Regions from separate parts of the Homo sapiens genome. Here region 1 is linked to region 2. A link is an interaction called in ENCODE POLR2A ChIA-PET data of the cell type or tissue named here. Cell type or tissue: OCI-LY7. All regions are shown on one strand. Each heading gives the region's core, and the rest is flanking DNA. Links, peaks and the distances in the headings are about the cores only. Region 1 holds the start of LOC105378831 (a long non-coding RNA gene). Region 2 overlaps SH3GLB1 (SH3 domain containing GRB2 like, endophilin B1).

Region 1 (15,804 bases), core at 6,722-10,721, 75 kb before region 2:
AAAAAAGAAAAAGAAAAAGAAAATGTGCTCAATTTCTGTCTATACCCTTGTAAATAGTTTCTTCCTTAAATACTCCTCATCCACCCATTTTAAGTGGACCATCAGAACCTTGACTGTATAATCTGTTAGGACTTCAGGATTTATGGTTTTATGCATAGTAAAAGTCACCTATCCTTCTTTTATATCCATTCTCACACCACTTTAGTGTCTGCTAACTGCCAGGAACAGTAGGCAGTGGATATTTCCTTTAGCACTAGCATTCTTTCAACCTATGACCTAAAACCCTTCATTGGAAATTATTTTAGTGCTCCCTTTTCAGCAGGAGCGGGCAAAAGACAGCAAAATAAACTGACATCTGGAGATTGTTTTTCAAAACATCTAAAAGGATAAACACATAAACACATACTTTTCTCAATCATTGTTGCTTTTATTCCTTCATTCCTTCATTTAACAAACATTTATGGAGTGCCTGAAATATTCTAAGCACTGTGTTTGGCTGTAGTGATATAAGTCCAGCATATGTGTGAAGGATTTTACAGTCCCATGAGGGAAAGACAAATAACTGAGGAATTTACCTATTGCACTCACTCAAGGAGGAATACCCATTTCCAGAATGATTCACTTTTAGACACTGAGATATCTTACAGCATTAAAGATCGCCCAGTGTCAAATATTTCATTAAGGGTTGCAATGGAAATGTGGTGCTTAACTTCAGTTAATCTGAAAATAAATTTTACTGTTAAAATGTAATCTGTCTCTAGTTATAGTAAATTCTCATTCATTTGGAGTCTACTGATGTAGATTTTAAGGAACTCACTAAGGTATTCATCTTTGCCATTGATTAAAATTTCTAAATATAATTCTTTCCTCTGTAGATTATAAGCATCTTCTTCATTAACATAAGGAATCTAACTCAAAATTTAAGATTATTTATATTTATATAAATAACTAAAATATAATGGGAAGATAAGAGAACTGTGAGAGGTGTTCATACTCAGAGAAAGAAGGGATTATATCCATTGGAAATAAGGAGATAGTATTTAAATTGTGAAGGCCAGAGAGGATTGTTTGGGAAATATTGGAAGGGGGAGATCAAGTGTTCCAAGAGAACAATGTGTACTAATCAAGAGAAGAATGTGACCAACAGCCTGCCAGAAGGAAAGTAGAGAATGTGCCTCAGACGCTACAAAATAGTTCAGTTTGATTAGAATGTAGGTGTGGGAGACATCTGCTGTTTTTGTCATCCAACCACCACAATCATTCATTCTTTGAGTAGAAAGATGCCCCAAATTGTATTTGGAGAATAACCCCTCCCTGCTGTTAAATCTCATCAGGTGTGAGAGAGGTTGACAATCTTCAGCTTCAAGGGTAGGCCCTAATTGGCCAAAGTGATTGGTTCAGTGATGAGCAGGTGACCCAATTTAGACCAATGAGAATCAGACCCAAGACTTGTGTTTGAATGTGGCAAAGATTGAGTTAGAACTCAGCTGCGAGAATTCTCTTTCTAATGGACTGCGAATGGAGCCAGCACAGAAGAAAGACATCCAATGATAGAGTGAGAAATTCGTTCCTAATGAAGACATTTCTGAAGCTGAAGTATTCCTTGAGTATTTCATCAATCAACCAATTATTACTTTAACCAATACATTCCCTTTGTTTGCTGTGCCAGTTTTGATAGGGATTTCTGTGTCTACTTTAAAATACGTTGCTCAGGACAGGCGCGGCAGCTCACGTGGGTAATCCCAGCAGTTTGGGAGGCCAAGGCAGGCAGATCACCTGAGGTTGGGAGTTCGAGACCAGCCTGACCAACATGGAGAAACCCCGTCTCTATTAAAAATACAAAATTAGCCGGGTGAGGTGGCACATGCCTGTAATCCTAGCTAACTCAGGAGGCTGAGGCAGGAGAATCACTTGAACCCAGGAGGCGGAGGTTGCGGTGAGCCGAGATTGCACAATTGTACTCCAGTCTGGGCAATAAGAGCAAAGCTCTGTCTCAAAAAAAAAAAAAAAAAAAGTTGCTCAAAGAGTTGAATCTGAAGATCTCAGAGGATCCTTACTACCAAGATATCTTTTTGATTGCATGACCCGCCTGGGTTGGACTTTGATGTAACTTGTGGACAGAATGAGGATGATGCTGGTGCAGATCCCTTCTAACCCTAGGAAGCATCTAGAGTGTGTTGCCATGGAAAGAGCATGGACTTCAAATACATAACGTATTTGTGCTTGCTCCTTAGTGGCATGGTCTTTGGGCAAGTCACTGAATATCCCCTCATATGTATAATGGTGGTGACAATAATTCTTATTTCATTGGTTGGGGAATATGTAAACTACATAGTATGTAAAGTTCCTGGCACACAATGGGTATTCCGTAAAAGTTCACTTTTTTTTGAGACAGAGTCTCGCTCTGTCGCCAGGCTGGAGTGCAATGGCGCAATCTTGGCTCACCGCAACCTCCAACTCCTTGGTTCAAGTGATTCTCCTGCCTCAGCCTCCTGAGTAACTGAGATTAGAGGCACACGCCACCATGCTCAGCTAATTTTTGTATTTTTAGTGGAGACAGGGTTTCACCATGTTGGCCAGGATGGTCTCAATCTTCTGACCTCGTTATCTGCCCACCTCGGCCTCCCAAAGTGCTGGGATTACAGGCGTGAGCCACTGCGCCCGGCCAATTCACTCTTTTTATTATGGAAGGCAGCCAAAGAGGAGCAAGGCTTTTGAATTAGAGAGACCGGGGTTCAAATTCTGACTGTACTCTGGCTAGCTATATGACCCTCAACTAGACAGATGGTTGTTACAGGAGGACAGGGACCATGTCTGTCCTTATTCCTACTGAATGCACAGTGTCCCTAATAGGCATTCGGTACATGTGTAAATTATTTAAATTTTCTGAGTCTGAAATTTTTAAATTGAGTTAATAAAATATATAGTAAAAGACTGTTGTAAGGAATAAATAATATAACATACATAAAACACTTAACTGAATGCCTGGGCCACAGTAAGTGTTCAGTAAATAATAATAATTGCAGGTAATTTTTATTAAGTACTGACCACATGCCAGTCACTATTCTAAACTCTCTAAAGCCTGGATGACAGAGTGAGACCCTGTTTCAAAAAAAAAATTATAAAAAACTCTGCATATATTGACTCATCTGATTTGCAAAATACTCTGTTCCCATTTTACAGGTAAATAAACTGAGGCTCTATTTTTATTATCATTGTCAGAAATACTTTTTTTTTTTTTTTTTTGAGATGGAGTCTTGCTCTGTCTCCCAGGCTGGAGTGCAGTGGCGTGACCTCGGCTCACTGCAAGCTCCGCCTCCCGGGTTCACGCCATTCTCCTGTCTCAGCCTCCCGAGTAGCTGGGACTACAGGCACTCGCCACCACGCCCAGTTAATTTTTTTTGTATTTTTAGTAGAGACGAGGTTTCACCGTGTTAGCCAGGATGGTCTCGATCTCCTGACCTTGTGATCCGCCCACCTCGGCCTCCCAAAGTGCTGGGATTACAGGCGTGAGCCACTGCGCCCGGCCTCAGAAATACTTGATGCCATTTTGGGCCCCATGACTCGTGAATCCAGCTCTTTCTGTTCTTAATGTTTGGGTCTCTCGACGCATCTAATTCAGGTTCCATTAAATGATGTCTTATCTTTTTCTTTTTTATATTACTAGGAAAAAGTAAGCGTTTCTTTCTTTAAAACACAATGAAGACATTTCTCTCAGTCCTCCTCTTTCCGCCATGATGTCCAGGGGGTGAGGTTGGGCCGTCAGAGGTTCTGTTGCCTGGCAGGAACCCTTTAATTCAAAGATGGCCAACAACTCAATGAGCCAGCCGGCCTTTGCTCTCTCCTGGCTGAGCTGAAGCAGCAACCAAGGGCCTCCCATCTCCAGGTCTCTCGCTCTTGTTCTTTCCCTGAGTTGCCTGCTGCCATCTGCTGGCCATATTAAGTTAAAATAATCATCACGTTGATGTTTTCCAAGTTTCTAAATGAGGCTCTGACTGCGCAGGGACTCAGGCAAAGCTGGCTCCAGCCTAATTTCCATTCAGGAACAAGGGCCTCACCGGTCAAATCAGAAACACTCTCAGGCCATTATCTCCATCCTACAAATGTGCTATCTTGTCCAGCCTCACGTTTCATACTCCCTGCCCATCTCCCACCAATCCTCTGACATCCTTTATCCATTAGGCTTGCGCAAGACTCGTATTACCATGACAATCATCCACTTAAAATTTTTTTTTGGAAACAGTTCTACACAGAAAAATTATAAGAATAGTACAAAGAATTCCCCTTGATCCGTCTCCCAGTATCAATTTAAATTTTTTCAGTTGCCTCAGCAGCTCCTTTGTAGCAAAGAATCAGTCCAGGGTCATACATTGCTCCAGTTGTCATTTTTTTTGTTTGTTTTTAGTATCTTTCAATCTGTAAATTGCCACCCTATCCTTGACCTTCATAACTTTGACATTTTAAAAAGTTACATGCCAGGCATTTTGTAAAATGTCTCTCAATTTGGGCTTGTCTGATGTTGTCTTATGCCTCAGTTTAGGCATTTTTTGGTTAAAATATAACAGATGCTGTGTCTTTTCATTACGCATTTTTTGGTTAAAATATAACAGATGCTGTGTCTTTTCATTGCATACAATAAGATTGTACTATCTTATCTGGTAGTACACCCTTATTGGACTGTTTCTGATGGTGTTAATTTTGGTTACTTTCACTAAGATAGTATCTGTCAAGATTTCTCCACTGTAAACTTACTTTTTTTCTTTTGTAATGGTGTTAGTCTCCTATTGTTTTTGCAACAAATTACCACAAACTTAGTGACTTAAAACAACACAATTTTAATAATCTTACAGTTCTGAAGGTCATAAGTCTGAAAGGAGTCCCACTGGGCTACAAGCAAGGTGTCAGCAGGGCTGCGTTCCTTCTGGAGGCTCTAGAAGAGAATCTGTTTCCTTGTTTCCTCCAGCTTCTATTCCTTGGCCCCTTCCTCCATCCTCAAAGCCAGCAGTGTTGCATCTTCAAATCTTTCTCAGACTCTGACTCCTGTTTTCATCATCTCATCTCCTTCTCTGATTCTGTTGCTACTGTCTTTCACTCACAAGGACCCCTGTGATTACATCAGACCCACCTGAACAACTTCCCCATCTCCAGATCATTAATTTACTCACACCTGCAAAGTCTCTCTTGTCCTGTTCACAGGTTCTGGGGATTTGAATGGAGACATCTTTGAGGGGCTATGATTCTGCTCCTCAGCAACTTTGAGACTGTGGAAATTCCTGTTACTTACCCCACTTTCACACGTAAGTTTTAGCATCCTTTGATGCTTCCTGCCTAATTGTTGCTATAATTATTACTGATGCCAAATGGTGATTTTCTAACTCTATAACTCCTTTTACATTTATTAGTAGGCTTTCTAATACACAAAGGAAGTTTCTCTCCTCCCCCTTTATGGAATAATTCATTTATTTATACCAATGTGGACTCATGGGTTTCTTATTTAGTTCAATAGATTATGCTTTATTACTACTGGCATTTTTTGATGTATGAATTGTTGCAGATTTGACCAGTGGGAGCCCCTTCAAGCTGCCTTTTGTGTCCTTTTAACATGTCCTCATCTTGCTTGAACACCTCCTTATTTTTGGCCATAAAAAGATAGATAGTCTAGACTCATCTTGTAATTTCCCTGCCCCAATCCTGGAATCAGCCATTTCTCCAAGGAGGCCTGGTTCCTTTTGGTGGAGAGAGGGGTTTGCAAACCAACATCTGGGTAGTAGGTGTACTCATTGCTCCCAGTTCCTTTCAGTTGACAGAGCTGGAAAATACATGCATGTATATGCACACACATTTACATCTCTATTTCTCTATTTGTACATATTGAAAACCAAGAACTTCAATACCTCCAATTTCAATTCAACACCCAAGGGTTTGTTCAAGTTTTCTTCTTTCCATATTTATGCTTCCCTTGTGAGAAATCTGGTTTAGATTAACCTTTGATATATTTACGTATGTGTCCAATCTTCCTGTGTGTAGCCTATCTTCTCTGTCTCTCTCTTTCTCTTTTTTTTTTTTTTTTTTTTTTTGAGACAGAGTCTCACTCTGTTGCTCAGGCTGGAGTGCAGTGGCATGATCTCAACTCACTGCAACCTCTGCCTCCTGGGTTCTAGCGATTCTCCTGCCTCAGCCTCCCAAGTAGCTGGGGACTACAGGTGCACACCACCATGCCTGGCTAATTTTTGTACTTTTTGGTGGAGACAGGTTTTCACCATGTTGGCCAGGCTGGTCTCAAACTCCTGATTTCAAGTGATCTGCCCGCCTCGACCTCCCGTGTTGGAATTATAGGCATGAACCACTGCGCCTGGCCTCTAGCTGATCTCTTTGGCCCTGCTGGACTACTGTTCCTTCTTATATAGGCTATCCCGGCTCAGGCCTGTCTCCTCCACTCTGCCTGCCTTGTTTGGGCCTACCTAATGGCTTTTTGAGGAATGAAGGAAGGGAGGAAGGGAGAGAGGGAGGGAGAAGGAGAAAGGGAGGCAATAGTTTTTTTCTAAGGGAAGGAAAGGAAAGAGATGATCATGTACTTCTGTAGTTTTTACTTTCTTTCTTTTTTTTTTCTTGAGACGGAGTCTTGCTCTGTCACTCAGCCTGGAGTGCAGTGGCATGATCTCGGCTCACTGCAACCTCCGCCTCCCAGGTTCAAGCAATTCTCCTGCCTCAGCCTCCTGAGAAGCTGGGACTACAAGCGCCCGCCACCATGTCCGGCTAATTTTTGTACTTTTAGTAGAGACGGGGCTTCACCATGTTGGCCAGGCTGGTCTCGAACTCTTGACCTCATGACCCGCCCACCTCGGCCTAGAATTCAAAGTGCTGGGATTCCAGGCATGAGCCACCACACCTGGCCTAGTTTTTACTTTCTTAGAGTTTTAGAGATGGGGTCTTGCTCTGTCACCCAGGCTGGGGTACCGTGGTGTGATCATAGCTCATTGCAGCCTCAAACTCCTGAGCTCAAGTGGTCCTTCCACCTCAGCCTCCCAAGCAGCTGGGATTACAGGAATGAGCCATTGCACTTGGCCAATCACATAGGTTTTTTTTGTTTTTTTTTTTTTTTTTTGAGATGGAGTCTTGCCCTGCCGCCCAGGCTGGAGTGCAATGGCACAATCTTGGCTCACTGCAACCTCCATCTCCCGTGTTCAAGCGATTCTCCTGCCTCAGCCTCCTGAGTAGCTGGGATTACAGGTGCGCACCACAATGCCCAGCTAATTTTTGTATTTTTGGTAGAGACAGCATTTCACGATGTTTGCCAGGATGGTCTCAATCTCCTGACCTCATGATCCGTCCACCTCGGCCTCCCAAAGCATTGGGATTACAGGCGTGAGGCATCACACCCAGCCCAGTCACGTATATTTTTAATGGACCTCTTACCACTATCGTAATAAATTCTTTGTTTGATGGTTATTTTCTCCACTAAAAGAAAAACTCCATGAAGGTAACAACCATGCCTGCTTTGCTCATTTATGGATTGAAACCCAGGGCCTAACACAATTGCTCTTTACGCCTAGCACATTGTAAGTACTTGAGGTTTTGGATAAATGATTAGGTTGTGTAAAACAGCAATAGCAAAATTACAACTATTGAACAGTTTATAACACAACAGACATAAACAATTACTAGTATTTACATAGTCCAAATAGTCTGTGAGCTTTCCAGACTAGAAACCAAACTATGACACCTTTTTATGTTCTCTAAGGCTGAGTGCCCTGGGGTAAAGAGATCTTACTTACTGAGCTTTTGTTGTTATTAAATATTTCTTTGGTTTTGGAGTTTCATATTGTTTAAAATAGATTTTTTTGAACTAAGAATTTCAATACCAAGCTGTATTTCAAGACAATTTCAAATATTACTGTCCTGTAGCATTTGGTAAAATTGATGTTGGCTAATGTCTTAGTCCACTCATGTTGCTATAACAAAAGATGCCCTAGACTGAGCCGTTTATAAACAGTAAAATGTATTGCTTACAGTTCTAGAGGCTAAGTCCACAATCAAGTTTCTAGCAGATATGCTGTCTGGTGAGGTTTCTCTGCTCCACAGTTTGTGCTTTCTATTAATAGTTGTGTCCTTACATGGCAGGAAGGACACACAAGCTCCCTCAGGCCTCTTTCACAAGGCACCAATCCCACTGGTGAGGACTCGCCCTCATGACCTAATCACCTCCCACATACCCCACCTCTTAATACTACCACACTGGGGACTAGGTTTCAACATACAAATTTGGGGAGGTCACAAGCATTCAGACCATAACAGTCACATAGGCAAGACAATGGTATGTTCCAGAGTTTCGTTGTGAGAAATCACTGTTATCATACTTAGCAGCGTGGCAACAAAATGGGCATATTCAGTTGCTTCCAGGCCTGTCCCATCACTCTCCTACAAATTTTTGTTAAATAGCTGTAATCATTTGCCCCCAACTTCTACCAGCAAATGTCAGAGCCAGTCTTTACACTACATGTGTTTCCCCTTTCCTCTCTCTTTTTCTCTCTTAGACACAAAGTCCTAATGCATTTGTGCTTTCCCCAAGTAAAAGGCGTCCGTTTCAGTGACTGATGGAAATAAACAGCTAGACTCTTTCAGAGGACACATTAGGAAGTAATGGAACGTGCCGAAACACAGCTTTCACAAGGGCTGAAAGTGATTGCTCAGCACAAAGGCTACAACTTCAGGCATAAAGAGCCATGCCTTTTTGCTTCTTGTCAAGGTTTTTTTTTTTTTTTTTTTTTTTTTGAGATGGAGTCTCGCTCTGTCGCCCAGGCTGGAGTGCAGTGGTGCAATCTTGGCTCACTGCAACCTCCACCTGCCAGGTTCAAGCAATTCTTCTGCCTCAGCCACCTGAGGAGCTGGGACTACAGGCACGCGCCACCACACCTGGCTAATTTTTGTATTTTTAGTAGAGATGGAGTTTCACCCTGTTGGCCAGGCTGGTCTCGAACTCCTGACTTTGTGATCTACCTGCCTCAGCCTCCCAAAGTGCTGGGATTACAAGTGTGAACCACCTCACCCGGCCTGTCAAGGTTTTTTTTAAAAAAATTAGTGACTCCATTTTTATTGTGATTACTTTCACACTGTCCCATCTGCAACTAGACTTCCTAATCCAATCGTTCTCAACCCTGACTGCCTTAGGAATGATCTAGAATCATTTCTTTAAAATACCAGTGCCCAGAAACTATGAGCAAAGATTCTGATCTCATTGGTTTAGGAGGGGCCCAGGCCTAAGTCCATTTTAAAGAGTCCTGATGATTCCTCTGTGCAGCCAGGGCCCACCCCACACCTCCCAACTCCCCCTTGATCCTTGTCCAGGTGTGTGAGAGTACAACCAAGAATACCCTGGAACCTGAGCTTTCCCTTGAGCCACACTGATTCTCAACCTGGGTACACATTAGAATCGTCTAGGGATCTTTCCAAATCCCAGTGCCAGGCTGCTTCCCAGATGAATTACGTCATACTCTCCAGGGGTGGAACCCAGGATCTGTATAAGTTCCTCAGGATATGAAAACAGGTAGCCAAGTTTGAGAGCTACTGAGCTAGCATGTTTCCATAGGGTCTTCTGAGACACTCAAACTACCAGTGGTAAAGGATGAGCTTTGGTTTTTTGTGTGTGTGTGTGTGTGTGTGTGTGTGTGTGGTCGTTATTGCTTTTAACTTTCAATCCTTTGTATTTTACAAAAATGTCAGTTAGCAAAGAAATAACTCACTAGAAAGATAAGATGAAAAAGCAGACACAACATACAAACCTAGATTTTTTATTAGATTCAAAGACACAAAATTGCTATTAAAATTTTCTAAACAGTCTCAATTTCTGTACTTACCTTGTCATAGACTATAATAGTTTGCACACTGAAGCTGGTCTTTGGGCTACACTTTAAGTAACACCATTCTGAGAAATACATTTACAAGGGATATAAATAGGTGTTGTGTGGTGGTGTGGGGGGATGGGGCTAAAATAGATTTGATAAATACAGCAAGTGATATCCTGTTTAGGACATCAAAGGCCCTAGGCTATTAATGACTCTGAGAAGTTCTGAGATAACAAAAACTGTTTAGCTTCATTTAATTCAGTGTTTCCCAATCTTATAGGATGGGGACACTTGCCTGACCCCAGCCCAGCAATACCATTAACACATTTATGAAGTATCTTAGTATGTTTGGGCTACTATGACAAAAATACTATAAACTAGGTGGCTTATAAACAACAGAAGTTTATTTCTCACAGTTCTGGAGGCTGGGAAGTCCAAAATCAAGGCTCTAGCAGATTTGGTGTCTGATGAGGGCCCACCTCTTTATCGATGGCACCTTCTCATTGTATTCTTACATGGTGGAAGGGGCCAGCAAGCTCCCTTGGGCCTCTTTTTATAAGGGCACTAATCCCATTCATGAAGACTCCACTCTCATGATCTAAACTCCTCCTAAAGATCCCACCTCTTAATAATGTCAGTCATTTTTGCATGGGGGATTACATTTCAACATATGAATTTTGGGGTAATACAAACTTTCAGAATATAGCATGAAGTGTAATCTGTTTAATGATTTATTCTCAGTCATATAAAGCATGCTGACTCACTAAAAAGAGAGATACATCTTTATCAAACTGTCCCCACATTGCCCTCTACCCAGCTGTGCCTCATTCATCTGTGGCTTGACTCTCAGTGACTGGCATTAGCAGCAACCCAGTGACCAAACTAGAGTTCTCCCTCTTTCTCATCCTGATATCCTGACAGTCACCTAGCCTGGCCAGTTCTTCCACTAAATGTGTCTGAGTCTGTTCACTCATGTCCACTGGTGCTACCTGGTTCAGGGACACCTAAACATCATGGTTTCTCTCTCAGGTAGTTGAAACATCTTTTTTACTGGTCTCCCTGTCTTTTGTGCCCAGCCTTCCTTTCTCTGCCCTTCACACCGGAACCAGAATGATTTTTCTAAAATTCAAATCTGATCATGTCACTCCCCTGTCCTTTGACTTCAGTGTCTTCACCCTGACAAAGAATGCTTATTAGGATCTGCCTCTGCCTACCCCTCCAGCCTCAACTTTCATCACTTCCCACTTAACTTTACTGAACTGTTAGCAGTCCCCTAAATACATGGGAGCTTCCTCCAGCTGTTCCCACCTCCCTCTCTGACCCTGTCCTCTCTGGCTAATTCAGCATTCAGGGTCAGTATAGAGGTCCCTTCCTTGAGAAGCTCTCCTTACCCACCCAGACTAGTGTTGTGTCCCTCTTCTGTGATCCCTCAGGACCACTCATCATACATACTGTGTTGTGATTGGCTGTTGACCCTATTTGAGGAATCATCTAGTTGAGCTCCTTCAGGACAGGGTTTGTGTTTTTTTGATTGTTCTAGCCTTAGCACCTGGCCCCCTGCCTAGCACAGACAAGATAATTCAGTACATGCTTGTTGGAGCCAGGCATGGTGGTACACACTTAAAAATCCCAGCTTCTCAGGACGCTGAGGTGGGAGGATTGCTTGGAGCCTAGGAGTTCAAGTCCAGCCTGGGCAACATAGTGAGACCCCAACCCCCATCTCAATTTAAAAAATTACATACTTGTTGAATTAAGTAATTAATTAATGAGCAAATGAATTGCATACCATTCTATTCCTGAACCACAGAGGCCCTGGAAGAGCTCTGACGAATGCACTTTAGTGTCTCAGAAAGTCCCCAGTCCCAGCCCCATACTTGTATTCCAAACGTCATCATCAATCACTAGTTACTTGAGGGTTCTGCATTATCCTTTTCCCAGAATTCTATCTCTACGCAGCTCCTTCAGCCTGACACCTCTTTTGGATCATCTGCCTGGTTTGTAATTTAGGTTTTGCTTTTTTGAAGCTGCCTCTCAGATCATTCTTAGAGCCATAGTTCACATCCCAAGGTATATCTGAGCTCTCCATTTCCCAACCTAAGATCAGCAATTTGGGTTCTCACTTTTCCTGGGAGGAGTTAGGGCATCTATTGCTGAGCCATTGCACCTATTTAACACATTCCTCCAGGCCAGGATGACCAGGCCAGTGTAGCAGACTCTCTGAGACTTTCAGAATCATAAATCTGCCAGGCTGGTTACTCTCTGTGCCTACTCTCCCTCCCTTCTCTGCCCTGCCCTGTGCAGCACGCTGACTTCCACATACTATGGTTTTCTGATGGATTTAACTAGCGAGATACCAGCAGTGATTAGTGGTCAGAGGAGAGACAAATCTGGAATATATTCCTTTGCTTTTGCCTGCTGGGCTAGGATTTTTGTAGTGCCTGAATTCCTCCATAACTACAGCTCTTGTGGGCTGGCTCTCTTCCAGGGCTCCAACTCTCACCAGCTTCTAGTAACACCATTCCCTACCCTTGTTCCTTTCAGGTGGGGATCAAGGGTGGCAATGGCTCCTTGCTGATGTGAATCCCTGGATGCTTCATGGTCTCCCTTAACCCTGTCCACACCTCTGTACATAATCTCTTGATTACACTCCTTTTAATTCACCCATTAAGTTCACCATCTGTGTCTTACTGCGACCCTGTCTGGTGAGATCCTCACCTAGTACAGTAGCTTCACTTCACAGCACAGAGGTTGAGCAAGTAGAACTGAGGTCTCCTGGACAAGTCCATGATCTTTTCCTCCCCACCATCATCACCTCACTTGTTCCAGAATCTAGAATAGAAATATTAAGCATATAATAATAATAATAATTAATAGCTATCATTTGAATTCTTAAAAAATATGCCACAAGTTGTGACAAGTGTTCTACATAAATGATTTCATTTAATTCTCACAGCAAGCCTGTGACACAATGCTGTGAGGCAGGTTTTATTTATTATTTTTATTTTTTAAATGAAAAACTTGAGTCTTAGAGAGATTAAGTAATTTGGCACAAGTCATGCAGCATAGAAATGGCAGAGCAGGGATTTTTGTCTGACTGCTTGACTCCAAAGCAGGTACTTTTATAACTAGTAGGTTATTTGCTCTTGGGATCACCCCATCACACTGACTTTTTTTTCTTTTCCCCCAAGACAGAGTCTCACTCTGTCACCCAGACTGGAGTGCGGTGGCATGATCTCAGCTCACTGCAACCTCCACCTCCCAGGTTCAAGTGATTCTTCTGCCTCAGCCTCCCGAGTAGCTGGGACTACAGGTGTGCACCACCATGTCTGGCTAATTTTTGTATTTTTAGTAGAGACAGGGTTTCACTATGTTGGCCAGGCTGGTCTTGAACTCCTGACCTCGTGATCTGCCCACCTCAGCCCCCCAAAGTGCTGGGATTACAGGCATGGGCCACTGCGCCCAGCCTTACACTGACTTTGAACTCACTGTCAGTGTAAACTCCATCAAATGATAGATGTGGTCTGGCTGTAGCCTGCTGGGAAATCAGGAAGACTGGAAAGCCAGCCTAGGAAACAGCACTGGAATAAGAAGCACTTGAACAAAGGAGCTGGCAGAGATTCAGAGTTTAAAAGGAGATGATGGCATGTTAGAAAAAGAAAGGGTGGAACAGGTTTCAGGTAGAAATGCTGCAGGTAATTTACATCATTCTCTCAAAAGTGACCACCCTCAGTGCCCATTAGGTTAAGTAACAAGAGCCCCCCGAGTTCCCAAAATGAAGTCAGTCTTGTTCTTCAATCTTAAACAGTGGGAGAGCAGATTTGGCCACTGTATCTGCTGGGAGCTATTGCAGGGTGTCTAGGGCAGAGTTAAAATAAACATCTGTTAATCCCTGCTATCTCCAGGTGAAGGAAAAGTAAACATGAGCCTTTGAATTAGGAAAGACCAAATATCTCTCTCCTACAATCCTCTGTTCTCACATAACCCAAAATGGATCACTTTATTTTGTCACTTATTTGTTCCCCAGTAAGAGTCAGAAAGCTGAGTTCTATACTTTTTTCGGCTTCCTTATATATGTCACTTGAAAACAATTGTTATTTTCTGCTATTTATAAAAATACATTTTTGTGGAAATTTAAAAAAATACAGAGAGAAAAAAATGAAAGAAAGATTAATTTCATCATCTACAGAAAACCATTGATTACATGTTGACATATAATATGGTTTTTAAACTGTGCTCCAGAGAACTTGGGATATGGAAGTGTCTGGCCCACACCCAAGAGAACACATGGACAGCGTTTCAGGTCCCCCTCTTGGATTACAGCAAAGCCGTTCTCTTTACTTTCCTCTGTGATTTTGGGTTCTGCAGAAGATTTTTAGCTGGTTTAAAAAGGCTTGAAAACTGCTTATCTGCATCTTCCTTTTGAATGGCTTCCTACTATGTAGCTAGTTGATAATTTGTTAAACCATCCATCCAAAATTGGACAAGCTCTATCTTCAGAGAGGTATCTGGGAGAGGACAACAAGAGGTAATCAGTGTGAGAAGGTTTTAAACACTCTCCCAATCAACCACCATGGCATTTATTTCACTAGAGTTGAATTCAAACCCTCCAGTTCCCAGACTCCTTCAAACTGTCAGCCTGAAATACCGCAATTTCCTTTTCCATCAAATATTTGAGTAAATTCACGTCCATGAAGAATAACCATTTGAGGAAAGAAAAATTATGACATTAACAAATATCTGTAATTTTTGCCCCTCACAATGAGTTCAGAACTGTGAATAAACCCTATGTTCCTTCCTAAAATGCTTTCCTAAGAAATACGGATAGTCGGGATTTTTTTTCTATTCTAAATTACAGAATGAAGTTCTTGGTGTCAGCAGTATTTCCACCATAGAATTAGCTGCAGATGAAGAAAATGGACACCGTGTGTTATAACCATGCTCTCAAGCCCACTTTATAATATGTTCCCTGGTGGGTGAAGTTATTATCAAGTACGGACCATCATGAGTACTTTTCAGTGGAGAACTATGACTTCAAAAGCACTATGTTGAAGAGGTATTGATTTTGGAAAACTATTAAATGTATGATGATGGAGCCATCACACCTGTGAGAAGCGGTGAATGTGCTCAACAGAAATTGCATGTCTAGAAGGAAGAGCACAGCTGGAGTCAGGGGAGGAGAAAGAGAAAGAGGAAGCCATGGTACCAGTCACGATGCTGTTGCCTTCCCTCTGCCGGACCACAGTGCCTGTTAGGAGGCTCGGGCTGCACATCCTATCAATGCCTACCCTTAAGGCTTAGACCCCTGCCTTCTGGGCCCATCCCCATTAAGAGCATTTTGTTTGCAGAAGGATAACTTTCAGATTTTTCCTTTTCTTTTTGGAAGTGACAATTTCCCAATTTATCACTCCAGTTTTAACAGTTTTGCCTCTACCCATAATTGCGCGGAGACATTTTAGAGATTTAATTCATTTTGCAATACTAAATAGTTCCCCTTTAATCATTCATGTCAGACACTATTCACATTTCTTAAAAATTTATAAGATGATTCTGATCTGTCAGAAAAAAAGCCTCTTTAAAATTCAGATTAACTTGCTGCTTGTTCTCCATGTTAATGTGTTTTCCATCAGTCACTGCTGTCACAAAACTATTTGTACAAGGCTTAATATGCAGAAAGTCGTTTTATAGTTTTACATGTGGGAAATGTTTTTCTACACTCCCCCAATCTTAAAAATGCTGTCTGTCAACCTCTTCTATTTGTTATGCTATCCTTTATCTTTGATCCTCCTTAGTCTCTTTCTTCTTAAGAGGCTGCTGACCACTGCTGTGGGAAATGAGGCAGCAGTATATCCAGTGGTTAAGAGCATGACTTTGGAATCAGACCTGGTCTGTGCCTCAGTGTGACCTCTTCCTAGCTATGTGACCTTGAGCAAGTCAAAATCATCTGAGCTTCAGTTTCCCCAAC
Region 2 (15,804 bases), core at 6,395-10,394:
AGTAAGCATCTATGATGGTTAGGCATTAGGGACTAGGCACTATTTATGTTATCTCAGTTAACCTCTACCTTCTGTACCTATCCCTAAAGATCAATATCTGCATAACTAAGACATATTCAATTTTTTGCTACATCACCAATAGACTGACCTCTTAGTTTAGGTTTCTCCTAAAGCAGAGCCCAAGTCAAGGATTTACAGAGGAAGGTAGTTATTTGTGAGGTGATCCCAGCAAGCAGGTGTGAGGGGACAGGGAGAGTGCACAAGGAAAAGGAAACAGTCAATCAAGTGTGCATTGTCAAGGTCACTGCTCTAGGCTAAAGGGGCTCAACTCTGCAGGGACCATTGAAGCCTCCAGAATTGTCCACCCATAGGAGAGAAGGTTGGGGCATTTGCCTAATGGCTCCTGTTTTTCTGTGGTTGAGAGTTGTCCCTGGGGGCTTTGACTACACTCTCTCTCTCTGGCTGAACATGATTGTGGGCTGAGTGGGCTCCTGTGCCTTTTGAGAAAGTCTTGTGGTGGAAGAACAGTCAGGGTACACTTGAAGTGACACTATCCATCACAGCTGCAGGTGTGGGTGACGGGATGAGATGCAGGGCAACAAGGGCATCTGCCACACTCATGAGAAAACATGGGTGGGGCTGAGACTTCTCCTTGTGCCTAGCCTAGTTATTGGGATACATTTCTATCATTTGCAACTTTGAGTTCTGATGGACCCAATCATTTGATGAGTCGGAGGACTTGGGACCCCAAGTTTTAGTCTTGCCTCTGTGTGGTCTTGGGTAGGAATCTTCACTTCCCTGGGCCTCAGCTTTCTTCTCCGCTGAATGAGGGAGGTGGACTTCATAGGTTCTGAGGGGTCCCTTGGTCAATATTCTGTCACTTGACCCCATGTTTCTGTTGGCTGTGACTATACTGATGATGAGTTTCAGCATCAGCTACCTTGCTACCCACCCTTTTCTCTTCTTAAATAGCTCCTTGAAGACCACACAGACAGTAAGGGTTGAGACTAGGAGTTACGTGCAGGTTTGTCTGACTACACCAGATGACCCTGATTCCACTTTATAACACAGAACTCAAATCAAATTTTCATCTTTCTTGAATCCATTCATTCATTTAATGAAATTTTACTGAGTGCCTACCCTGTGTCAGCTGCCATGCTAGACTCTGGTGTATGGCAGCAAACAAAAAGACAAAGTCCCTGTTCTTTTGGAATTTATGTTCTAGTGGAGAGGGACATATAATAAGCAATTGAACAATTAAGTACCGAGGGGAAGGTAAGTGCTATGAAGAATAAAGCAGGGTAAGGAGATAGAAAGTGGTGGAGTGTTATTTTGTACAGGATGCAGGCTGGTGGCCAGCAAGGTCTTTGCCATGACCTTCATTGGTATGGCAGATGTCTGAATGCCAACCTCTGATGGTTGACAACACTTCCCTAATCTCTCCCTCTGCTCCCTTCCATTTCTAGCTGGATCCTTGCATGGAAGGTTGTATTTTCCAAAGATGGCTGTAACAATATCTCCTACTCCACATGCTCCTCTTATAATGTGGCTTTGATGTGCCTCTCATCAAGAGGTGGGATCTATGCTCCCTCACTTAAAATGTGGGTGGGTTTCTGACATTGAAAGCAGTATTATTTTGTGACTTCTGAGGCTGTCATAAAAAGTGATGCAACAAGCAAAGAATTGAACAGATATTTGCACACCTATATTCATAGCAGTATTATTCACAATAGTCAACAGGTGGAAGCACCCCAAATGTCCATCAACAGATGAATAGATAAAGAAAATATGGCATATACACACAATGGAATACTATTCAGCCTTCAAAAGGAAGGATATCCTGTCATGTGCTGCAGCATGTGTGAACCTCAGGGACATTGTGTTGGATGAAGTGGACCAGTCACAGAATGACAGATGCTGCATGATTCTGCTCGTATGAAGTATCTAAAGTAGTCAAATACATAAAAACAGAAAGTAGAACACTGTTTTCCAGGGGCTCAGGAGAGAGGAAAATGGGGAGTTGTTGTTTAATGTGCATAGAGTTTCAGTTTTGCAAGATGTAAAATTTCTGGAGATTGGGTGCATAACAATGTCAACGTACATAACACTAGTGAATCATACACTAAAACATGGTTAAGATGGAAGATTTTTATTATTTTTTTTTTTTTAGGTGGAGTCTCGCTCTGTCACCCAGCCTAGAGTACAGTGGAATGATCTCAGCTCACTGCAACTTCTGCCTCCTGGGTTCAAGCGATTCTCCTGCCTCAGCCTCCTGAGTAGCTGGGATTACAGGCGCCCACCACCATGCCCAGCTAGTTTTGCATTTTTAGTAGAGACAGGGTTTCACCATGTTGGCCAGGCTGGCCTTGAACTCCTGACCTCAGGTGGTCTGCCCACCTCAGCCTCCCAAAGTGCTGGGATTACAGGTGTGAGCCACCGCACCCAGATAATGTTATGTGTTTTTAACCACATTAAAAAGAAAAAGGTGATACAACTTCCACTTTGCTTGCTGTTAAAACCTGCACTTGAGTCCTGTGCCACCATGAACATGGTCCAACTACCCTGAGGCTGCCATGCTAGGGGGAAGCTCAACTCACCTGTGCAGAGAGACCACAGGAAGTAGCCCTCAGATTACAAGAATAAAGAGATGTATGGCCAGCCTCCAGCTTCTCCAGCTGCCACCTGACTACAACCTCATGAGAAACGCTGAACCAGAACGGCCCCAGCCAAGTTCTTTCCAAATTCCTGATCCACAGAAACCTTGAGAGATAGTAATTGTTCTTTGATGCTACTAAATTTCGTCAAAATTTGTTCCATGGCAATAGCTAACTGGACACCTTGTCTCAGTCTCTCAGGTCAATTCTGACCACAGGGAGAAAGGATTTAAGTAGCTCTAGCCTATCACTGTGCAGTGGCTGATGGTCTGGCCCTGTAGATGCAAAGCTCCTTGAGAGAAGAGCTCTGTGTCACCACTGTAGTAGTTGTGGCCTCATCCTCCAGGAGTGCTTTCTATATTTCATTCTACAAATATTTACTAAGAGCCTAATAGACTTCATTGAACTCTAGCACAATCCCTAGAATATATTAAGCATATAAGATATGCTCCTTGCTTTCAAGGAATGTAATTTAATGGAAGAAACAAACATATAAGCAAATAATTTCTTCCTAATTAATTATTTTCTTTCATTGAAACACAATTAACACAGGGGCATAATTTAGCCCGGAGGAGAGTCAGGGCAGGGACCTCTGAGACAGTGACATGTAAGTTGCAACTAGAAGGATAAGAAGTCATTAAAAATATGCTTGATAAATGTGTTTACCTGGGCTTGCTCTGAGCTGTGAGTGTGATCCAGGTCTGCTCCACAGGTCTCTCATCCTGTTTGAACTAGTGCTACCAGGGCGGACATTTCTCATGGTGCTGGCAGAAGCCCAAGAGGGCAAGCCCCACTGTGCAAACACATTACAGGCCTCTGCTTATCATGCCTACTAACATCCCAACATCCCATAGGACCAAGCAAGGCATGTAGCCGAGCCCACCATCAATGGGGCAGCCAAGGACACTCCTCTCATAGAGGTAAGAGTAAGGGGTGTGTCTACCCACTTTTTGGAGACAATCCTCTACAGCGGTCAAATGTCCTATATCCTCAGCTATTAAGACCCTTGCTTGGGCTCCTGCTTTTTAATCTATGCTATTGCTTTTGTAGATTGTGCTGACAAACACTAGGCTGTTCTCCCAGGCACTTCTAGCCAGGTCATGCCCCCTTGCCTGCTCCCTGCAGCCCTCCACGTTGGCCCATGCCAATGCCTTGTTTGATTCTCCATCCTTGTCAGTCCGCTCCATTTCACAACACTTAACTGTCTGTGCCAGCCGTATCCAGCTACGACAAGAAAATCTGATGAAAATGTAAGGTGCTGGCAAAAATCATTTTATGGAAATACATGAAAAAATCATCTAAGCTGATTATAGTATTGAAGAAGAATTGAACTGGAGCAGGATCATAAAACTCACTTATAGGGATGCCATGAAAATTAGCTAGTCAGTGTTCATGGTTTGAACATAAAACAAAAATTGTTATTGATTTACATATAATGTCTTTGTGGGGTCTTCCAAATGCCTCCTCAGCTAATATATAACAGAAATGGGGAAACTAAGTGTTAAGTTTAGGACCCAACCATCTTGCCTTTAGTTTTGTTTGTTTTTGTTTTGCCAGTGGTAGTATAGATAGCAACCTTCCTCTCAGCACAGAGAGCTGGCTGTGGACCTAGACATTGTGAAGAATTGCAGTGTGGATTGCAAAACACCATCGCATTCATAAGTCATGGCTTATTAGATTTTTGGTGAAAAACTTCAAGGGGCATCTGTTTTCTCTCCTCTGTTCTTGCCCCACCACTCGTCACCAGTAGAGACTGTTTTATAGTAAATTATGGCCGGTTCTGCAGCCTGATTATTCAGGGCCTGCTTGGCTTGGTGACTATTTTCTTCTTGCCAACGGGCATTCCTTCATTTCACAGCTTCTTAGCCCTAGCTGCTGAGAGTAGAGAAGCGGAAATGAAGAGGTGGGACTCAAGCCAGTTTATTACGCCTCTTGTTGGTGGTGCTGGTAAGGGCTTGGCAGGGAAAGGAAACTGGAACTACGGCCCTCATCAGCAGAGGCAAGGGAGGTGGGGTCCTGCGGCTGCCTTTCAGCGCTGTGTCCAGTGTAGGGGGCAAAACCTCCTTACCCTCAAGCCTGTCTTAGCAAGGCCAATTGCGAAAGGCTTTTTCGTGGGCTTTGGCTGTGTTCAGAGTCAAATGACATTCTGATGTAATGATAATGGTCCTAATCACAAGAGGATGTTCTCAGTGAGTGGGCACCAGGCACCGTGCAAAGTGAGTTATTTCACTTAATCCGCACAAAGACTCTAGAGGTGGGAACTATTACGCAGAAGGGGACGAACTTGCCCAAGGTCATGCCTCAAAGCAGCAGTAGAAACTGTGGAGAATGGAGCAAGCTGTTTGTTCTCCAGTCCAAGCAGCTCTGTCTTCTCCCTGGCCCACCCCACGGACACCTTCCTGTTCACGGACCTCCTCCTCTTCTAGAGGCACCGAAGCTTGTGTGGATGTCTCTGTCATATTCTCCCTCACCTTTGTGGAGGGATTCACCAGACCTCCTGTCCAGCCCACTCCCCACCTGCTTGTGTGTGTGATTTCCATGTGTGCATTGTGGGAGCTGACTACACAGCAGAGCCTCAGCCCAGCCTCGGGTCCTCTTCCCCGCTTTCAGGCAACTAAAGGCCCACAGGTGGTTGGTCACACTGACTTTGGATCCAGACTGCCTGGGTTCTAATCCTCCATCACTTGTCACCTCTGTGACCTTGGGAAGTCACTTAACTTCTCTACGCCTCAGTTACTTGAGGCTAACAATTGTGCTTACTGCCTAGAGCTGCCTTGGGGGTCCAATGGGATCATGGGTGTACAGTGCCGTCAAGCACATTGTAAGTGCTCAAAAAACACGAGCTAGTATTATTTCCTACTACATGCTGGTTACTGCCCTGGAACTAGAGGAGCATAAAAAAGCCTGGGCTTGGAGAAATTTAGGGGTCTTCAACAACTCTGCACTGTTCTGGGTTCGGCTGCACCATCAATTTTCAGGCACATTGCAGATTAAGTAGGCTTTGGTGCACTGACCTAAGAGCCTCATCACCATTTATATTATATAAAATGTACTCTGTTTTCCAATCAACTGAGTTTCCAAAGAAGCTTTGGACAAGTTACTGACAGAGCTAAGTAGACTGGAGACAGAATGGAAGAGGTGCTCATTTCCTATACCAGGGAGAGGTTAGAAAGAGTCCCTGCTTACACTGAGAAGGGGGTTCTCAGCCCATTGTCAATACCATAATAGTGGGTGTCACATATGTTTAAGGAACATGAGGGAAGGGATATCAGTTCCTGGAATAGCACCCACTGGGCAGGAACATCAAACTGTGCTTGAGTTGTTTGCTCAGCTGTATTTCAGAGGCTGCACTCTACCTTGGTTATAGATAGGATAAGTCTCTGCTCCTATCCATTTTAAACACTGGCCATTAGCCAAGTTAAATGGTATAATAGTGCATTGGGGAGTCCTCTGTAGACATTGAGAGCAAGTGTTTTGGAGTTAGGGAGCCCTGGGTCAAAGCCCAGGCTCTACCACTCTACCAGGCTATGTGATTTAAGAGCCTTCACTTCCCCTTTTGTAAAACGCAGATAAGAGTCATACCTACCTCTCAGGTTGTTAAAATGAGATAATGAATGTAAATCACTTTAAGCACAGCGCCTTGTATGCAGCAAGTACTTAAGTTACTGCAGCTATTATTCTTTCACTTTTTGCCTCAAGTTGCAAGGTCTCTGTTGATAGGACTTTTGGGAGAGAGGAACTGGGGAACGGACTGGGGAAGACAGGCAAAGGAATCCCTGCTCAGCCACCCTGCCCATTACTGTAGTTCCTGTGATCAGTGATGTGAAGTTACCGCAAATATAGTGAATGACCGCAAATAGAAGGTGATCTTTCAACTGCAGCCAGGTGGTTTTGTTTTTGTTTTTGTTTTTTTTTTTTGTTTTTCCGAGACGGAGTCTCACTCTGTCGCCTAGGCTGGAGTGCAGTGGCGCGGTCTTGGCTCACTGCCAGCTCCGCCTCCCGGGTTCATGCCATTCTCCTGCCTCAGCCTCCCCCGTAGCTGGGACTACAGGTGCCCGCCACCACGCCCGGCTAATTTTTTGTATTTTTAGTAGGGACAGGGTTTCACCGTGTTAGCCAGGATTGTTTCGATCTCCTGACCTCGTGATCCGCCCACCTCGGCCCCCCAAAGTGCTGAGATTACAGGCGTGCGCCACCGCGCCTGGCCCAGGTGGTTTTTAATACAGACACATGGCTGATAAGAGCTTAACAAGTTTCTGGATCTATTACCAAACTCAGGTCATTGTTTTTGCATTTTGCATTGGAATGTATGGATATATGTTCTCCAAACTAGGGAAATATAGATATGACCAGTGGTCTCTCCAATTCTGAAGCAGTGAACAGACAGCTGTGCTGTGTGTTCAGCAAACTCTGTAGTATAGCATTGTCACAGTAGTAAAGAAGTCACTATTCCAGCAAAATAATCCAAACCCACAAAGTTAATCCAACCCATTTAATAATATGCATCCTAGTTGTTGTGCTGTATGGCAGTGAAACAGAAATGATAAACTATTTACAAATATGACTATATTTTCCTTAGTTCCTCCATTGAGCAGTCATATTTTCAGCCATTCTCTTTGCTAGTTGTTCAGTGTGTTCATGGTCAGTATCACTGTTGACACATTTCCCCCATCCAAGCCACGCCTTCTGCTACCTACTGCCCTTCTTCCTTTTCCCTCCAGGGGCATTCTTTTCCTCCCCCAGGACCCATAGATCCTTTAGTCTCAGCAGCCCACCTAGCTCAGCTATCCGGGTGTTGGGGACCTCAAGTTTGCAGAAAATGGTGTTAAAATTAGCTAGAGTGGGCTCATGCTGGGAGTCAAAGGAAAAGTGGGAATGGGCCATGAAGGAAGGTCTAGAGCACTGGCTTCCTGTGCCTGGCAGTCTTGGGGTAAAGGAATGTTGCATTAGCATCGAGAGAAAGAAGAAAAGGGAGATGTTACTCAGGAAATCTATTTTCTCTAGAGATTCAGGAGTCTTGAAATGAGCTTAGCAGATTTACACTTAATGTCTCTATCTAAACTTTGGTTTTCTCATCTGCAGAGGAAGGACAATCTCTACCTCGCAGCATTGTTGCAGGAATGAAATTAGAGAATGTGTAAAGCACCCCACACAGTGACTGGCATGTGGTAAATGCCAATGATTGGCATCTATTTTTAAAATAATGTGCTCTTGTCCTGCTGAATAGGGCATATAAACCCCTCAGTGGAAACTGAGACACTGGCTAGAAAGAAACAATAAAATTATATTGCTGTCTTACCTTGATAAAAGACAGATACATAGAACGTATTCCCTTACAGCTGAATTTCAAAATAAACTTCCAATCCATGGACTCTTTTCCCTGTTCCTGGAAAAATTATATCCTGAGCATGTTCACGTGCTTACCAAATTACTCATTAATGAGTGGTCTATTTATTGGATAGAGTCAGTAAAATGATATTACATTTTAGTTTCATTTGATAGCTTGGAGGTATTTTGGGGGGGCTGTCATTATCATCTTTCATTGTTTCTGCAGGTGAGTCAGCTTTGAGGTGAGAGACAGGTGGTTTCTCTGCTATATGTAAACAAGTGGCTCTCAAACATGTGCATCAGAATCATCTGGAGAGCTTATTGAACCACAAGATGGCAGAGTCCCACCCCTGACAGATTCCAGGACCTGCACTTTGAGAAGCCCTGACTTAAACCAACACTGATTTCTCTGCACTTTCAGCTGTGGCAGTGATGGCACTGGCAGCTCCCTGCTTGGCTTGATGACCTTTGTAGGTTTCTTTAGTTGGTTAAGCAGCAGTTTATAGCTGCTTTATGTTAAGAGCAATACTTTTTCTGCCCCAAGAAAAGTACTAACCTGGGAAGAGTGCAGGAAATAATGGACCATTGACCATATGTAGGGGGCACATTCCAAAAATAGGTGTCTGTGTTCCACACTGATTAAGAGCTTGGGCTTTGGAGTTGGGAAGGCAAGCAATGAGACTTCTTTGCCATTTTTCTAGTTGTGTGGCTTTCTAAATTCTGTTTTCTCGTCTGTAGAATGGGGGAAAGTATACTTTCTTGCCAGGTTTAAAGAAGGTAAAGCACATAAAGTGCTCAATAAGTGTTAGCAACTTTTTCAAGGGGATGTAAAAGCCCAATGATGCCTAAGACTGTGAGTGCCACTGTTCATATATACTCATTAGAATTCACTAGAATGTCTGAGCACAGAGTTGGTCCTTTTGAGGTCTAAGTCAGTCCAGGTAGAGAGGGATTTCTAAAGAATTTCTCACAAGGTGTTATTCAGCCTTTTGTAGAAAGCTCAGACTGAAGAGCTTTATACTCTAAAATATAAAGAAAACAACCCCATCAACGAGCTGCCAGTAGAAATGTGTATGCTGTTCAAGTTAATTCATAATTGTGGGTTTAACATTAGTTATTATTAAAACATGAACAACTTTGGCTTGTTTAGAACATGTTAGGAAGCAAGAGCTAGATGGACCTTAGAGATCATCTGGTTTAATCCTTTTATTTTACAGATAAAAAAATCTGTGGGGCTGAGAAATTAAGTGAACAATTTGCTTGAAGGTACGCAACCACAAATTTAATTTCTACTGGACTTGCTAGGTAAATGCTCTCAGAAAGAATGGCTTGTGGACGATTATAAAACCACTATCATTTCAGTCTTCTGTAACATGTAATTGATTTACATTCAAACAGCCTGGGTAGAAGGTAAATTCATTTAGTTTCCTAGGGTTATTATAACACAAATTTATCTTGAGGCATTCATCAGGAAGTTACATGAAATAAAGCTGGTCATTTTATGAGTATATGATAGAAATTGTTTTATAATCACACCATGCAATTGGAAGCATATGCTTTGAAAAACTTCAGGTGAATATGATCATGGTGATATTCTATGATGTGGCAGTTGCTGTGGCAATAATGGGGCTGGAAGCTCCATTATTGAAGCTTCAATTGTCCCATTTTTCCATGTGTAGAAGCAGACCTTGACTGTTTTCTGAGAAAAATCTTGACCCTTTCTCCAAGTACTGTTTTTTCTTTCAGAAATGGAGTGACTTTCTATATAGATTTCAGTCAATTTTTAGTGAAAAGAATTTAAACTCATTTTCTACATGATTGGTTAAAATATAAGGATTTGTACTCCATATTCTTGAGATCTTAACCTCCAGCCTTCAGCTGCCAAATGTCTATGAAAAGCTTTGTTATGAGAAATATATACGAAACTTTGCCTGAAAAGTGTGTAGTTCATTCATTACTTTAAAAATTGTAATAGTGACAAAATAGTAGTTAGAAATTGTTAAGTATTTACTGTATGCCAGTTACTGAGTCCAGCCCTTATGTGCATTATTTCTTTTAATCCTTGCAACTGGTGTTTCGCCCACTTTGGCATGCATCAAATCACCCGAGGGCTTGTTAAAACGCAAATTGCTTTGACCCATCCTTAGGGTTTCTGATTCAGCAGCGGCCCGAGACTGCATGTCTAATAAATTTCTAGGTGATGCTGATGCTGCTGGTCTGAGAAGTACTGTTTGCTACAAACCTAGGAGGTAAGCATTTTAATCTGTACTTTGTAGATGAAGAAACAGGTTCAGGTTGTGTCACTTACTGAACACACAGTTAATAAGGTGGTAGAGTTGAGATTTGAAAATTTGCTTTTTTGATTCCAAAGTCTATAGTCAATTTCTGTGCTAGGTGGTTTTGCAATAAAACATTCTGTCTGGGCTGAATAGTAACATTTTATAGTTCAGGAATAGAGTAGGACTCTATTGCTCCTAACACTGGGGTCCAAATATATTGAAGCATATGGATGCCATGAGATGGTACTAATCAATGCCAGAGTGTGGGATAAAGTAATACGGCCCTTAAAAGGGACTTTATCATGAAGGTAGAAATAGACAGGTGAGCAGCTCCCTGACACCAAGGGGAGCTATGGGACAAAGGGGAGCCTTGGTTCCAGGACTGCAAAGTGTCCAACAGTGGAATTTATCTTCACCAGACAATCTGGTGAGGGCTTTCTCCTGGGAGAACTGGCTTTGTGTGTGTAAATTTAAAGAGCTCTTGTACTTAAAAGAGAGCTGTGCTTTCTGGGAAGCCTGCGATTGAGTGCTAATAGGGAAGAAATGGCTCTCATCATGCCATAGAACTCTGACTTTCCTCTCTGTCTGAGGCAGCAGTGAGCCAAGCACTGTGGGCTGTAGGTAGCATTGAAGAAGGGGGTGGGTTAGAGGTCAGCAAGAAACACAACGTCTGGGTAACATACTTGTCACCACGTGGTTGCCTAGGCAGTGGGCCCCTGTTGTATCAGTGAGGAAAACTCTATCATGTAACTGAGGTAAGATTTTGAATCTTGATGAGCAACCTTATTGCAGGCATTCCATACCCACTTCTGTAGAATGGGCTATCAGATGCCAGTGGTGACCTTCCCATTTTACCGACTTTCAGCATGCTAAACCTCAGATTCACTGGCAGTGACCGCAGAAAGTTTCTGAGGCAATTAGGTTAGGAGTGTGAGCTGGGATAGAAGGCCTGTCTTCACTAGCAGGTAGAAAGAAGAGGATTGACTGTGGATGTGTCTCTGGAGATTCTAAAACATACACAGGCGAGGGGAATCCTCCACTTGCTGATGATCGGACAGGCCACGGCTCAGCGACATTGTGTTTCAGGGTGTTAATGTGAATAATTTTGTGCCCATTTATACTCTCAGTTTGATGAAAACTTCAATGCAGCAGTCATGTACAATTTAATCCATGAATCAGTGCCAGCACTGTGGCCTCTTAACTCCGCTTTGGTGTTGATGTCTCAGTGCTCTCTTTATGAGTGCTTCTTTATGAGTAGCTGTCTCCTGAGCAACCAGCATGTTTCTATATGTGAACAGTCAATCTGAAGCCAGATCATACATCTTTCTTTGGTTCTCAGAAATCTGGGTCAGATTTGTCATTCACAAATATCAATTGATCAAGATCTTCTATTATACATTTTCTCATGTAAATTTTTTGAAAGAAGGGAGAGGGAGAATGTATAGAAATGGAAAAAAGGAAGGGTGGAAAAGAGGCAGAGAAAAGGAGAAAGGAAGGAAATTTAGCCCATTTTACAGAAGACATCTATATAGAAAAGCTCAACAATGGAAATACCCCCATCCAACCTTGATGTGACTGACCCTAAATTTGAAGTATAGATGTGGCCAGCAAAAGTCCATGCTGTAACAAATTACTGTTTTGTAAAGTATGAGTCAGTGATGAGCACCGTAAAATTAACCAGAGCCAATGAAGTAATAACCATGATGATAGATTCTGGGGATTACTCTCCAAGAAAAGTAGATATGTGCTTTCTGTAATATTGGTGTCCTAAACAGCCAATGTTTCTTAGGGCAAATACACATAATAGCACCAAATTTGAATCATTAATAGATTTTTTTGCAAATACAATGCTGCAAGCAAGCTATGAGCTTGCCAAAACTCAGCTTTAGGTGTGCTAGGTGTCAGGGGACACAAAATCCTGTCCTTCAAGTTGGCAAGTAATTGTGATCCAAGGCAAAATGCATGTGATAGTTGTGTGTGTGTATGCAATTCTGCCTGCGGAATCCAGAATCTCTTCATGGAGGAATGAGAGTTTGAGCTTATTCTTGACAAATGAGGATCTTCAGGTGAAGCTGAACACAAGAAAATACATAGAAAAGGCAAGCAGGTATCAAAATGCCTGGTTGTTGGGAACTGCCTACTACAGCTCAAGCTTCAGAGAACTTTACTAGAACATGAGACTGAGCAGAAACATGTGCCCTAAACCCTGGTGCATCAGACTCTCAGAAAAGTTGCTTATAATGGTAGTCCATCTCACCTCCAATTAGCTATTCGTCTTGTTCTCGTAAGCCTGAAGCTTCCTGTATAGCCTTCCTTACTTACAACCCCCTTAAGTCCTCTTACTACTCATTCTTTATTGGTTGAGCAGTTTGAGTTATAATCAACAGATGTTAATTTAAATTTATTATGGTTCATCCAAATATTAAAATGGGTTGGTCTGTGGGGTTTTGCTATGATGACTGCAGCTCAACCCTGGGACATCTATCTTTTTGAATACTGCTGAGCAACTTTTATAATTCAGATACTTCTTTAAATACATTTCTCTCACTATGGATGAATCAATTCTGTGATCTCCAGTCCTGGAGATGCTACTGAGACTTAGCTAATTAACAATACTGTTACTGAGCTGAGTCACCTGTCCTATGTCAGGCTCTCACATAGAGGTACAGCCCCCCGAAGCACTGAGATCAGCTGTGGGCCAAGGGTGGGGGAGTATCAGAAGGGGCAGTTTGGCAAGGTTTACCACTTAAAAAGACTGTGATTACCACTTTCGTACACTGTTGTTAAGCATGGTAATGTTGAAATCTTCCACTGTACATCTTGTCTGAGAGTTTTATCTGGTTACATTACTTGAATACCTGACTGGAAAAAATGAGCCAGATTCCATAAGAATGAGGATTGCGTAGGTATAAGGATATACAAGACAATGCTCATTCACTGTGACAGCTTTCAAGGAAGATTTTCTTTGGCAATGGCAGTGATATTTACTCCAGAGGTTGACAATAGCAAATGCTCTAACATGCTCATCTATAAATCCTAGTAAGCCATAATATTATCCACTAGGTGCCAGCCACTCTTCATAATATGGTTAATCCTTTCAATGCTACAAGGTAGGTTTATAGTATTCTAATTCTAGAGATGAGTAAGCAGGCTCAAAGTGGGAGAGGTTTAATGACTGACAAAAGGCCAGGAAAACAAGTGGGAGAGCCACTGTTCTGCCTACCTTCCAAAATCCTACTTTCCCCACTACGGCTACATTCCCTAAATCCATCAACAGTACACCTGCATCAAAGATACCTCAAGATTCAAGTCTACTTAAGATTGTTCTTCTACTGTCTTTGCAAATGTCAGAAAGGTAATAATGCTTCCAGGAGACTGAATAAAAGCAAGAGGCAACTAGTACTACAAACATTTCCAAAGTAATACAAAATATATGATAAAGAGGGAAGAACAGTAAATGAATGTCATAATTTAAGAAACATTTAAGACTGGACTTTAATTTTGCAGGATCTTTTTATCTCCCTCTTACCCTTTATTTTTAAACCAAAGACTCCAAGAACATTCTAGTTGGAAGCCCTCCAAAAGAAACAGTATTCTCTCATATACTGCTGATAAAAGTATAAATTGCTTAGAGTTTTCTAGGGGGCAACATGGCAGTAACAAAAGCTTTTAAAAACTGGCATACCCTCTTCACTAGCAATTCCACTTCAAAGCATTTATCGTGAGAAAATATGAACACATACGAGATTTAGCAACACAATGTTCTTTAAAGCACTTTATTAATGAAAGTTGGAAACCTAAAAATTGAACAGTAGTTTAATAAAATGTGGCACATATGATGGAATATCATGCAGCCATTAAGAGATGTAGAAATATACTTGACACAGCAAGACAGTCATGGTATTGTTGAGTGAAAAAAAGTTACAAAACAGTATGTACACTTTGATCCCATTAAAAATATCTATAAATGCACAGAAAAGTCTGGAAGGCCATATACTTAAATAACAGTGGTTCTCCCTGGATGATGGAATTATCAGTGATTTTTCTTTCTCACTGAATCTTTTTTCTTTTTGCCAACAGGGCTATGACTTGTATTATAAAAAAGCATTAACAATTCTTTAAAAAGTGTCCTTTGAAGTAAGAATGAGAGCAGAACTTAGCAATCTAAGAGGCACAGGGATGTACACATGGTTTCTGATACTGTTTTAACGGTTTGTCAAGGTGTTTTGATGTTAGTCACCAATTAAAAGGCACTGTGTTGAGTGAAAACGTGGATGGTGGTAGTGCTTACTTTAGACTAAGCAATCCATTCCTAGAAACCTTCCACAGCAAACAAGTACTGGCATTCTAAGCAATACTTCCCACTATGATATCCTTATACCTTCCTACCCACTTGTAATACAGCCCAGAAGTTTCCCCTACATGGACAGGGCACTGTTGTTGGTTAAGGGTTACAGAAGGCAGAGAGGATTTTTCAAGTGATGTCAGAGAATAGGCCTGAAGGTGAAATGAATGTTCTCTTAGTTCTATTGCAGTGGTTCTCAAGCTTAGAGTGCAACAGTATTACTCAAACAGCTTTTACAACAGATTGCTGGGCTCCACTCTCAGAGTTTGATTCAGTAGGTCTCTGAAAAGGCTTATAAATTTGCATTTTTCTTTCATTCAACAAAAATTTATTGAGTTCATACTATGTCCTAGATCTTGTGCTAAGAGTTGGGAATGTAACTGCCATCAAAAGAATTATAGTTTTTATCTCAGGGAGCCTACATTCTAGAGTGACAGATATACACTAAACAAATAAATTATAAAAATAACTATAATTACAATGACTACTGCTAGAACACAATTAAGATTAGAAGACTCAGTTTTTGTCTTAAAATATTTAAAAAGCTGTCACATGGAAGACTGATTCCATGAGCCCTTGAAAACAAAAAATAAGTAAAAATGAAGGTAGAAAGTTCTTGAAAATAGTAATCAGCATTTTAAACAAGTCTCCAGGAGATGCCAATATTGCCGGTCTGGGGTCTCACACTTTGCCAATCACTGCTCTACTGAGTAGACATTTTTTCTTTCCTTGAGACAAGAGTCTTATTCTATCACCCAGGTTGGAGTGCAGTGGTGCAATCTTGGCTCACTGTAGCCTCTGCCTCTGGGGTTCAAGTGATTCTCCTGCCTCAGCCTCCCGAGTAGCTGGAATTACAGGTGCACGCCACCATGCCCGGCTAATTTTTATATTTTCAGTAGAGACAGGGTTTCCCCATGTTGGCCAGGCTGGTCTCGAACTCCTGACCTCAGATGATCCACCCGCCTCAGCCTCCAAAGTGCTGGGATTACAGGCATGAGCCACGGCACCCAGCCCTGAGTAGACTTTCTAATGAGCGTAATATGGGAGAAAGGGCAGGGGTGGTTGTGGAACTCTCTCTCCAGCGTTTGAGACTCACATGAGGTAAAAGCCACTTCATCTTATCTGGAGGTCTTGAGGCAAAGTTGGCTATAGGCTAAACTATGAAGCTATCTCTCCATTACAGCACCTCACTGAAGCT

What was found. Peaks named below come from ENCODE experiments on the same cell type or tissue, not always from the same donor. Only the 100,000 strongest peaks of a DNase experiment are listed, where the experiment ranks them.
Region 1: POLR2A ChIA-PET joins it to region 2 with 6 read pairs; 2 of 35 experiments call an interaction of 5 or more read pairs at or near these places.

Annotation. Positions count from the first base shown.
Region 1 is chr1:86,821,903-86,837,706 of GRCh38, reverse strand. It overlaps LOC105378831 (a long non-coding RNA gene), which reads left to right and starts at 11,798. Exons shown (of 3, transcript XR_947561.2): 1 at 11,798-11,836; 2 at 14,698-14,895. RefSeq lists an enhancer at 3,795-3,944. In OCI-LY7, for the core only: no CTCF peak of the experiment used is centred there; DNase peaks (open chromatin) are centred at 8,666 and 9,978; H3K4me3 peaks cover 2,089 bases; H3K27ac peaks cover 2,909 bases.
Region 2 is chr1:86,746,402-86,762,205 of GRCh38, reverse strand. It overlaps SH3GLB1 (SH3 domain containing GRB2 like, endophilin B1), which reads right to left. Exons shown (of 9, transcript NM_016009.5): 9 at 14,022-15,804. Among named protein-coding and RNA genes, the nearest start is that of SH3GLB1, 50 kb to the right of the region's middle. RefSeq lists enhancers at 6,166-6,666, 8,338-8,397. In OCI-LY7, for the core only: CTCF peaks have their summits at 8,091 and 8,295 (motif pointing right); DNase peaks (open chromatin) are centred at 6,465 and 8,315; H3K27ac peaks cover 273 bases.